2 separate regions of the Homo sapiens genome follow, and region 1 is linked to region 2. Evidence: read pairs that join two places in POLR2A ChIA-PET (ENCODE). Cell type or tissue: Panc1. All regions are shown on one strand. Links, peaks and the distances in the headings refer to the core of each region. The heading gives the core; the rest is flanking DNA. Region 1 has its middle 30 kb from the start of GKN2. Region 2 overlaps ANTXR1 (ANTXR cell adhesion molecule 1).

Region 1 (5,385 bases), core at 311-5,310, 320 kb after region 2:
CGAGTAGACGGGTAATACTTAAAAGCCTGGAAGGGGTGGCACATCAAAATGATGAGACAGCATTTGGGGGTGGCACAGGAAGCAGGACAAAAAGGATCTGAGACCCTGGCCCATGAGTAAGTGGAGGCAGTGCATGGGGTGATAAAATTGACCAGAATAGCTCCGAACCCAAACAGGCTCTTGGAGTCTCTAACAGCAATATCCTGTCTGGCCACAAGGTGATGACATTACTCCAGAAAAATCTGCCTGTGCGTTCAGGTGACTTTTCCTGTCCGTTCCTTTCAACCTTTTAAACTTAATAATTCATTCGGTCTTCGATGCTTTCTCATCTCTAATGAAAATATAGAATGCTTTAAATTTTTTTGTTGCATTATATTATGTTTTTGCTTGTTAAATCAGATGGGATACTTTCAGCTTTTCTCTTTAAAAAATTGGTAAGTTACCTTATTTTTATGTGACCTGAAGTGTATCTTTTTCTCCCCCCTGAGAGTCAGCAACTCCTGCCATGAATATCAGTGTCGGCCAAATGTGCTGTGCAGGCTACTTAAGCAAATGACAGCAGATTTCAATGACTTGCCCAGGACCACTCGCTGGTTTTTAACTTACTGGACTACTTTTGTCATTTAAGAAGCTGAGGGGAAGAGAGCTTCAGCAGTCCTGGGCTTATTTTCAACTGAAGAGAATATGTGTGGATATGTTTAGGGGTTAGGTAGAGGAGAAAGAAGGTAGGGGAATGTGAATATTCTATTACTTCACTCTAATATTTACATTCAACAATTTATATTCACTAACATGTAGCTCAAACCCTTCTGGAATTCATCAAAATGAGATCACTGTATAGAACTTTTATTTGATTAAATTATGACTTGACTTGAATGAGCCATCAACAGCACCTGGAGTCCTTGGTATGATGGTGGAATTTCATGGGCATGAAGAACAAGCGTGACCCAAGTCTCTCTGTGTGCACAGCCTTGTCCTAGGAGGTTGGATGCAGAGGTGGAAAACACCAAACTAAAAGGAAACCACAGTGAACTGGCTTCACTTACCTGCTTGTCCAGGGCCTTGCTAATGTCATCCAAACTTGGGAAGACTGCCTTGTCCATCCTGGCCAGGACACAGGCCATCTTGTTAAATACCTTAGCCACCAAAAGGGCCTTAAAGCAACACAGCAGAAACACGTCATTCATGCAGTCACAATATTAATGGACACCCACTCTCTATCAGTGTGGCACAGCTGCTCTTCTGACTGATGTACAGCATCCAGCAGAGTGCCACTCTGGGCACCAAAAAAAGGCCAGCATCAGGACTGGTAACACGTTCAGAGCCCTGATGCTCCCGGGGCTTTTGGCACTGTCCCCTGATGTGGGTGAGGAAAGGAATCTCTCAGGGCATTCTGCACACAATGAATGGACAGGTGGGATGGGAGGGATAGGGGGTTGGATCTAATAATAAGGCTGATTGCAGGTCCTGTTCTGCCACTTAGCAACCATCATGGTCCTCAGTGGGCTCCACGATCCTCTGTTTTTTCATCTGAAAGCAGAAATAATAATAGCCCCTCTCCCACAGGGTTGCTGTGAAGATGAGAAGAGAAATTAACTGCTTGTGAGAGCTTGTGAGGGCACTGTGAAAATTATGGAGTGCTCTCTGAATGTACAAGGTTGTCAGGAACCTTGGGCCAGGCCCTCTAGACTCAGATTCTAGCCCTAGGTCTGCCACTGACCATCCCCCTCCATGAGTCCCTGGGCCTGTCTTCTGGCCTCTCACAGCCTGGAGTAGAGCAGCAGTTCTTCAGCTGTGTCTGACTGTGCCTAAGGTTCGCCTGCATCTCCCTCCTCCAGCCAGAGTAGTTCTGGCTTCTTCTGTTCCACGTCATAGACTACCGTGGAATATTTTTGTTTGAAGAAAAGTCTCCATGGCATAGAGCAGAGTTGAAAATCACTAGCCTGTGTAGACTGTGTGCCCTCTAGCAGGATTCAGGGGACATTTCCTTGAGGAAATCAGGAGTGGGTTAGGTGACTAGCGAGGAACATGGTCAGGGAAGGGAGCACAGAAGATACAGACTGGAGCAGAGAGAAAGCCTGTGCCTGAGGTGCCCATCCTGAAGTGTCCGGAGTGGCTGGAGGGAATGTCATGGATGTGGGTGGGAGTGGGGCCAGATGGAAGACGGTGGGGCCAGATGGGACAGGGCCTTGCAGGACAGAATAAGAAGTGTGGGCTTCTGCTTCACTTAACCCTTCAGAGTCCTGCCAGGTAGGAATGGTAGCTATTGATGCTATTTTGCAGAGGAGGAAACTGAGGCACACAGAGGCCGAGTGATGTCCCTGTGGTTATAGTGCTTTTCTATCAGACAGCCAGGCCAAGCACACAGGTGGAGCCTTCTCAATATTGTGTCTTTCTGCTAGGTCTTACCATTGAAAGTGATGGGCAAGTTGCAGTCAGATTTCTAAAAATGAAAATACAACATTCTTCTTCTTTGGAAATTAACATTAAAATCAGAAGTCAAGACAAAATAACTTCTACAGCACATACCAGTTACAAGACATGGGGGCTTCTGAGATCAGAGGCCTTCGGTGGCCGTGTGAAGTCAACACCTCACAGGAACATAGGGGATGTAGGATCCCTATAGACCAGCTGGAATTCCCCCTATATTTTTTGGCTCAAAAAGAAGTCACTGCAACTGCAGGGAAGCTGTTCCCTTACCTAATGATGTGCATGCCCATCAAGGACCTAAACCTAGAGAAGGCGAATGTCCTCTTTCTCTGGAAAAGCATAAGGCTACATTTTGGACCAGACGTGGCTTTCTTTCACATTGTAATGAATGTGTTTCTCATCTTATATTCTTGTAGTCCAGGATTCCGTCCTATTCACTGAAAATATTGTTGTCTCGGATGCTGACCATACCTTGGAAGGCACCAATATGGATAATTTGAGTCCCAAAAGATCCATACAAAGGATGGTTGAAACGGATGTTCTGGAGAAAACCAAGCAACAGTGAGAAAAGTTGAAAGTTCAGAGTTCCTACTTTGCCCATGCCTTGTAGGTTTTACGGGTACCCACAGGAAATTTGAGGAGGTTGCCCTTAATTATCACCTTTTAAAATGCTTCTGCTAAAGGAGGACTAGACAGGTTGAACTCTTTCCATCCTTACTCACCATCATGGCCAGGGATGGGGTTAGGACGAAGACCCCAAGGATGGAAGATGCAACCTGAAATGAAAACAAATATCAGGGCATTTTTGCCTTAGCTTCAGGTGAGCTCAGAGTCCAGAGCCCCAAGCCCTGCTGGGGCTGGAGCCTTCTTTTAATGATCTCTAACTCCCATCCTCTTTCATGGCATGGGGGACCCAGTGTATCAGGAGACTGTCACGCAGTATGGTTGATATGCTGGCTACTCAGGAGACAAAGCTTTATATAGTTCAGTCAAGGATACCTTTTGCTTCACTCTGCATGTATTGCTAATCACTGGGCTAAATATTAGGCAACCTGACCAACCACTTGATGCGCACATGGGGAAGGACCATCTCAGGCCAAATTGTAAAATAAGTGATGATAACTCAGGTTCTCAGTCTTGTTTTTCTGCACCTTCCTCTCTCTTTCCAAGCATTTGAGACTCCCTCTCTGCCCTCTCTGGAAACTGATATCCTCCTGATTTCCTTTCCTCTAGATTCTCCACTTTGCCTGAGAATAAAAGACCGTGAACCACTTATTTGCACTTTATTTTGAAATAGATTGTGCTAATTAAATGTGACTAATTATTGAAATATTTGCAGTTAATCATTTCTTCTCAGTGTGGCCTACTTGCTTGTTGAGGGAATTTTAAGCATCAGAGAGTAAGTCAGAGAGAATTGGTGGGAGCAGAAACAGGACAAGGTGAGAAAGTGCACAATGAATGTTTCCCCACATTCCATACCTCATTCTCATCTGGTCTACTGAAGGCTCAGGAACTCGCCTTCTCCCCCACCCCGCAATATCCCACATGCAACGAAAGCAAACAAAGGCAAGATACATATACAAAAGAAAAGAAAACAGCTACTCTATGAATAATCATCATGATGCTGTAAGGCTAATAGAGGAAATATATGAGCTGCAAATAGCAACACTATTTTATGAAACTATTAGGGTTGGTATATATTAAATATATTTGAAACTTTCCTTCACTGGAAATTTGTAAATAAGACAAGTCTAGGAAGAGAGGACCCTAAAATATGAATATCTATGTAACCCCCAAGGATTCTGGACCTTTAAGAACTTAGTTATTACTTCCTTTGGGAGAGACTCTTTGTTCAGATGTTCCAAAACAGAGAGGCTATGTTTTTTCAAATTAATATTTGAAAATTCTAAATTCCCCTTGAGTTTAATTTGAAGAGTCCATGGGGAAAAAAGAACTTCTCCCTGGCTATTTTGGCTCTGAGAACATAATCACCTACATTTGAAATTAGAAAATATACTTACAAGGTGTTTCATGGTGTCTCATACCCCACACAACAGCATGCATAGAAGAATTTTCTATGTCCCATTTATTTTCTAAATCTGTTTTATATAGTCCTATGCCTTTCAACTATTGCCATGATAAGGCGTTCTGGGTAGTTTCCTATGATCCGGATACCATTCAGGGAGGAAAAAACGCAAGTTTATGTAATCACAGTTATTGCTTTTCTTTAACTACATCTGAGTATTTCTCTTTACCCTGATACCAAGGTAAACATTGGTTCCAAGATAAACATGGCATATGAGCAAATCTTTGTGGGCTGGTATGCCCATGACCTTAGCAACTAAGGTGAACATTGCAAACATTGATCTCACAAAATGGTTCTGATATAAAAATCAATGAGCTCACTGTTTCTACTTCTCAATTCCCTAAAAGTGTTTTTACTAACAGTGTGAGTGATTGAGACAAACCTCATGAAACCAAAAGAGACAGGCTGAACTACACAATTAGACTGATTGAAAAGCAATCTGGTCCCGCTCTTCATCCAAACCAAAAATCATGTGGTTGTCCCTGCGCTGCCCTCTGTCTACCCACCAAGCTGACCTCATTTCACTTCTTCAAACATCCACCCTGGTGGACTTTCCTGATGTCCTGATATTTTGCTCCTGCTACATGGCTTGTTTCTCTCCTCTGACCTTTCATTTCAGGGCACGTTTTTCCATAAAGAATATTTTGACTAGCCCTGGAAGTCCTGAGACATAGGAAAATATTGCCTTTATATAATAAGTCAAGCATGAATTTAGGCCTTTTCATACATTATCTTTTTTTTTTTTCCTCAAGCTCTGACTAGCGGTGGCCCAGCTACCTGGATCAAATTCCAGAAGGCCAGAACCAAACAGACACTTCTTCTGAGAACATGTGCTCTGTATGGGCAAGCCTGGGCACTGGAATGACCCA
Region 2 (5,385 bases), core at 117-5,116:
AGGTGGGGATGCGCAGACACAATCAGACCCTGTCTGTGGTGGAAAGGCCAGTTGGAGGTGGTATCAGGTGTTCCAACTCCTAGTTTAGTGTCTTCTGAGTGAGCTGCAGACTAGAGCTTCTATACTCCACATCTGGCTTCTATAATACAACTGGTAAATAGGAAAAAATGTAGCAAAATTGTAGGGAAAAACAAAGCAGCCCCTAGAGCCTGCACTCTTATGTTTGTTCTCTCCTCCTGTTGCCACCAAGTCCTGTAACTTATTTCTTATAGGACCTCCCACAGTGCACTGCACACAATTTGACTGATGTTGAATTTATCTTCCTGAAAAAAGGTGCAGACTCGGCATCAATAAATCCCTGGGGTAATATACAGTAAGACCCACAGTCTTTGTAAGAGGGGTGTGGTTACAATAAGTTCTTAAAACCTGGAGTCAGAGGTGCCAGCATAAACACGGTAACATTTAGACCATATAATTGGCCTAAAGATCAGTTTACACAACATCGTTTTTTGCTTGCAAGAGGATAATAGAAAGGCCAGATGTTCTCACCGTCATGTAGGCCAGCAAATCTGCACCAGTGTTTGGTTAAAAGGTTGCTAGGACGATTGGAACTCTCGCTTCATAACACTGGTCTTTGTGACCCAGTTTTATTTTCCACAGTATTGGTTTTGGGTGGTTTGATTCCGATCCAAGATTTGGCTTTGACCTCAGTTTACCTCAGCATCCTCATTTACAGGAATGAATGCCAATTATTTTCACACATTAGCAAAAATTTCTCAGATTAAATTCTAAGAAGAAAATGCAACAATATCTCCAGCTAAATGAAGGCTTAGGATGCCAGCTGGCCTTCCTCCTAGGCTTGAAAGTGCCATTTTGATTTGGGTGTATCTAATGGTGGTGGGAGGACTATTTGAAACGTCCAGGTACATTAGTGTCTTTACTTATCATCAAAACTCTGTCAGTTATGTATCAGTATTTTCATTGTACAGAAAAAAAACTAAAGTCTCACACCTATTTAAATAACTTGCTCGAGACTACACAGCCAGTAAGTGGCAGAGTGGGATTAAAACCCAGCTCTGTTTGCCTCAGGAACTCATCCTCTTTATACTGTATTCCTGAATATAGACTAAAAGTGCAAATGATTTCTTGAAAGACTTGTAGATAGCATCACACAGTGTAGCACTTGACCACAATCCAGCAGCTCTTGACATAGTCAAACGATTGTTCCCGAACCTAAGTCTGGTCAATTCACTCTCCAGCTCAAAATTCTTCAGTGATTCCCCATCACCTTTAAAATAAAAGCCAAACACCTCCACTGGCATACACAGCCCTTTGGGATCTGGTGCGTGCTTATGGCTTTCAATTGATGTCTTACTCTTTTCTTGCAAGATGTCCAGCTTGGTCCACCCTATGCCCTCCACAAATATTTGTTCAATGAGGAATATAATTTGCCATGTGGAACCCTACTCTAAATGTTTCCCATTAGAAACATTGCTCCTTAACTGGTTGGTGAGCACCTCTGAGGCACCCTCAAGGGCTTCTCCTGTGGAGCCTAGTGTTGCTCTAAAGAGCCCAACATTCAAGTTGGCACTCAACAAGTACTGCTCACACACCGGAGCTCCGAGGTGCAGCAAGATGTCTTAGAAAGCTCTGATTTTTCCCTGCAGGTTTAAGCTCTCCAAAGGTCAAGGATCCAGGAACACAGCTATGAGTTTAGGGCTTCTCAGTCACCTCCCCATGGTCTCCTTGGACATCTCCTAGGTTCTTGGAGAAAGGATAGCAAGAATCCTATGTACTTCCCTTGGCTTCCACACTTGAAAGGTTAATGTTACCTCTAAAAATACTTTTTGGGTTACCTTCGATTGCTTTATTAAAGGAAATTGTTCTCAACAAAAAGCTTTGCCTAAATTGGAGGTGACATATTCTGAAATGGTTATGATGAAATGGTCAGGATGAAAGATCTTGTTGATCAGGTTCTGGATTTCCTTGGGTTTGAACTCCAGGCATTGATGGTCTGAGGCATTTAGAGACAGGACACTGGTGCTGGGGGCTGTGGTCTGCCTTGTGGGTTGCAGTCAGGAGGCAGAGTTCTACCTCTAGTTCTGCCACTAACATACTCACTGTGAAACCTGGGGCAAGTCACTTTCTCTCTATGGGCTTCGGTTTCTTCATCTGTCCAATTAAGTTGTACCGGCTAGATGACGTTCAAGGGCCTTTCAGCCCTAATATTCTATAATTCCATCAACATTTTTTTTTTGAGATGGAGTCTCACTCTGTGAGAGTGATCTCGGCTCACTACAACCTCTGCCTCCTGGGTTCAAGCGATTCTTCTGCCTCAGCCTCCCAAGTAGCTGGAATTACAGGCGTGTGCCACCACACCTGGCTAATTTTTTTTGTATTTTTAGTAGAGACGGGGTTTCGCTATGTTGGCCAGGCTGGTCTTGAACACCTGACCTCAGGTGATCCGCCAGCCTTGGCCTCCCAAAGTGCTGGGATTATAGGTGTGAGCCACCGCACCTGGCCTCCATCAAAATTTGAATTCCTTTGAAACCTTTTCCTTGGATAATTTAATCTGAATTCTTTTGGGGCAGCCAGTTTGCACATTTCTTTATACTAATTAGTTTGGCTAATGCTTTGTATTGCATATTTTTCTGGTTGGTCATTAGATTTTTAAAAATATTAATAAATTGAAACTTCAAAATTGGAGGTCTGCCTTCTGCTTTTCTATTATTGTGGTAAGAGTTTGAGCTTGCCTGCAACTTCTGAATTTGGGTTTGTGGGATGACAGGGAGATGTGAGAAGAGGTGTGGGCCGATTGTGTGCAAAAGACTTGCCAGTGGTGAGCTCATGTGTGCTGTGTTATGAGACATCTGTTTGGGCATCAGGCACGCTCCGTGGAGAGGGAGCTGGACTTTGGAGATGGTTAAAAATATGCTATGGCTTCCACAGATTAAACCAAATAGTTTCCTATGAACAGAGGTCATCTAAGGAAAATGGATTCCACAGGAAGAACACTAAAATAATTAGATCGTAAAAGTATAACATACATGCCAAGTTTCCTCTGACAAATACCTTTTCTCTCTGGCCTAGTTCTCCCATTGATTACCTTGTTTGGAGGGCTGTAGGTATTTCTCAAGTTACTAATGAATTAGGTTTCCCAAGTCAGTTGTTTGGAATTATGAGCATAGTTTCTAACTTAAATCATTCTTGTAAACTCAGGCTAGACCACAAAACCTCATCGACATATTGAAGGCAATTGACATAATCCTGCCGAAGGTGGTGCTCTACTGATGAATTAAACACATCAACAATGAATGGATGGCTGGATTGGATGACTTAATAGTTAGCCTTCTACACTATGATTCTCTTCATTTGTTAATTTATTTATGCATTTATCCTTTTGACAAATGGGTTTTAAGTGCCGGCTATGTCCTCAAAGGTGCTGCAGACAGTATTGAGCAAATGTTGAGGTCCCTGTCCTCATGAAGAATATAGTCTAGAGGTGAAGACAGACAGTAGTTAAATGGACCCCAGCAACCACATTTGTGATCTGTGACCCTGAGCTTGGCCACAGTTGATTGGACCAGTTGATTGGACAACTATGCTGAGCTAGACCAATCAGATTCTCTCTCCTGCGAATTTGGAATGACCACTGAGTGACAGGTAGTTAGTTAGTCAGGACTGATCATTTGAATAGAGGGAATGTAAAGTGGGAAGCTGGGGATGAGGGAGCAGCCATCTTCTGCCACAGTCAGGGAGAAGCAGAGAAAGCTCTGATTCTGTTTCATAAAGATCCTTCATACTCATTCATTCTGCCCTGCCCTCATTGTTGCTCATCTTCTAACACTTGGCCACCAAGTAAACCAGTCTTCCTGCTTTCAGCCTTTCCCTTTCACTTTGATATTTTGGCTTTCCATGTAAAATTCATACACGTGTGCACACACACACATATATATAAATAAAAATGTGCATATACATACATATATATGCATGTCTACATATGTATAGATAGAGGTATGTATAAAATGTATGTATACCTGTATATATAAAAATGTGTAGATACACAGATGCATTCAAAGTTATCTTTCTGGCCAGGTGAGGTGGCTCATGCCTGTAATCTCAGCACTTTAGGAGGCCAACGCAGGTGGATCACTTTAGCCCAGGAGTTAGAGACCAGCCTGGCAACACAGTGAGACCCCGTATCTACAAAAAATAAAAAAAATTAGCCTGATGTGTGTGCCTTTAGCCCTAGCTACTTGGGAGGCTGAGGCAGAAGGATGCCCAAGAGTTTGAGGCTGCAATGGGCTATCATGGCACTGCTGCAGTGCATTCCAGCCTGGGCAACAGAGTGAGACCCTGTCTTGCTCCTTCCCCTTCCCCAAAGCTGGAGCCACGGGCAAAGAGAAGGGTGTGTTGTGAGTGGTGATGCTCTGATCCTTCTCGGCTCCCTTTTCTCCACTTAAAACTTGCCCTGCCTATAAATCTCATAATAGCCTGCCTTTTATGTGCTGTTCATGGAAAGGGATCCAAGGTCAACTCTTTTAATTGATTCATTTTGCTGACACACATACTGGCACGTTCTCCATAATAATGTCTTTGGATGCCAGAACTGAGGGTAAGATGAAAGCACACAGGAAATATTTGGTAACACGAGGAAACTAGAAAAATGAAGGAAAGGGTAGAAATAAAAATGGCATCTCTTTAGTGGGACATGTGTAAATACAAGGTCTGTCAAGAATTAATGTTGAGATATGACTTATTTAATGATAAAATCCCCTTTTTCCATCTGATTACACAGTTCTTTGTTGAAAATTTGAAAAATACACAAAAAAAGGAAGGGAGAAGGGAATGTTAAATTATAGCATTCAGAATTAATATTTTGTGCTTATCTTTACAGAACACAGACACACACCCAGTGGTGGATTTATTTACAAAAATGGGATCATCCTGTATGAAAGTTTTAAAGTAGTTTACTGTGACCATTTCTCCCCTGTCATTTTCAATGGTTGCATAATCTTCTATCACATGGAAGCACCAAATGCAGTTAAGAATTTCTTTGTTGTTGGGTATTAAGAGTGTATCTAATTTGTCTCTATTATAAACAGTGCTGTGATAAAACTATTTATCCATAAATATTTTCATACATCTGTCAATTGTTTTAGAACAAATTGTTTGAGGTAGAATTTCTGGGTCAAAGTTTATGCACATTTTAACAGTTTTTGATAATATATTGTCAAACTGTCTTCTAGAAAAAGTGATATTCATTCATAGTTCCAATACTATTTTATGAGAATTTCTATTTCCCTACACTTTCAATTACAGAGTTTTAGAATTAAAAATTTTTGCCAATTTGACTATCTGAAGGAATTGTATTATTGTTTCCCT

What was found. Peaks named below come from ENCODE experiments on the same cell type or tissue, not always from the same donor. Only the 100,000 strongest peaks of a DNase experiment are listed, where the experiment ranks them.
Region 1: POLR2A ChIA-PET joins it to region 2 with 5 read pairs; 2 of 35 experiments call an interaction of 5 or more read pairs at or near these places.

Annotation. Positions count from the first base shown.
Region 1 is chr2:68,920,326-68,925,710 of GRCh38, reverse strand. It overlaps the pseudogene GKN3P. Among named protein-coding and RNA genes, the nearest start is that of GKN2, 30 kb to the left of the region's middle. In Panc1, for the core only: a CTCF peak has its summit at 5,031; no DNase peak of the experiment used is centred there.
Region 2 is chr2:69,236,425-69,241,809 of GRCh38, reverse strand. All of the region lies in intron 17 of ANTXR1 (ANTXR cell adhesion molecule 1), which reads right to left. Among named protein-coding and RNA genes, the nearest start is that of MIR3126, 140 kb to the right of the region's middle. In Panc1, for the core only: a CTCF peak has its summit at 3,382; no DNase peak of the experiment used is centred there; H3K27ac peaks cover 3,003 bases.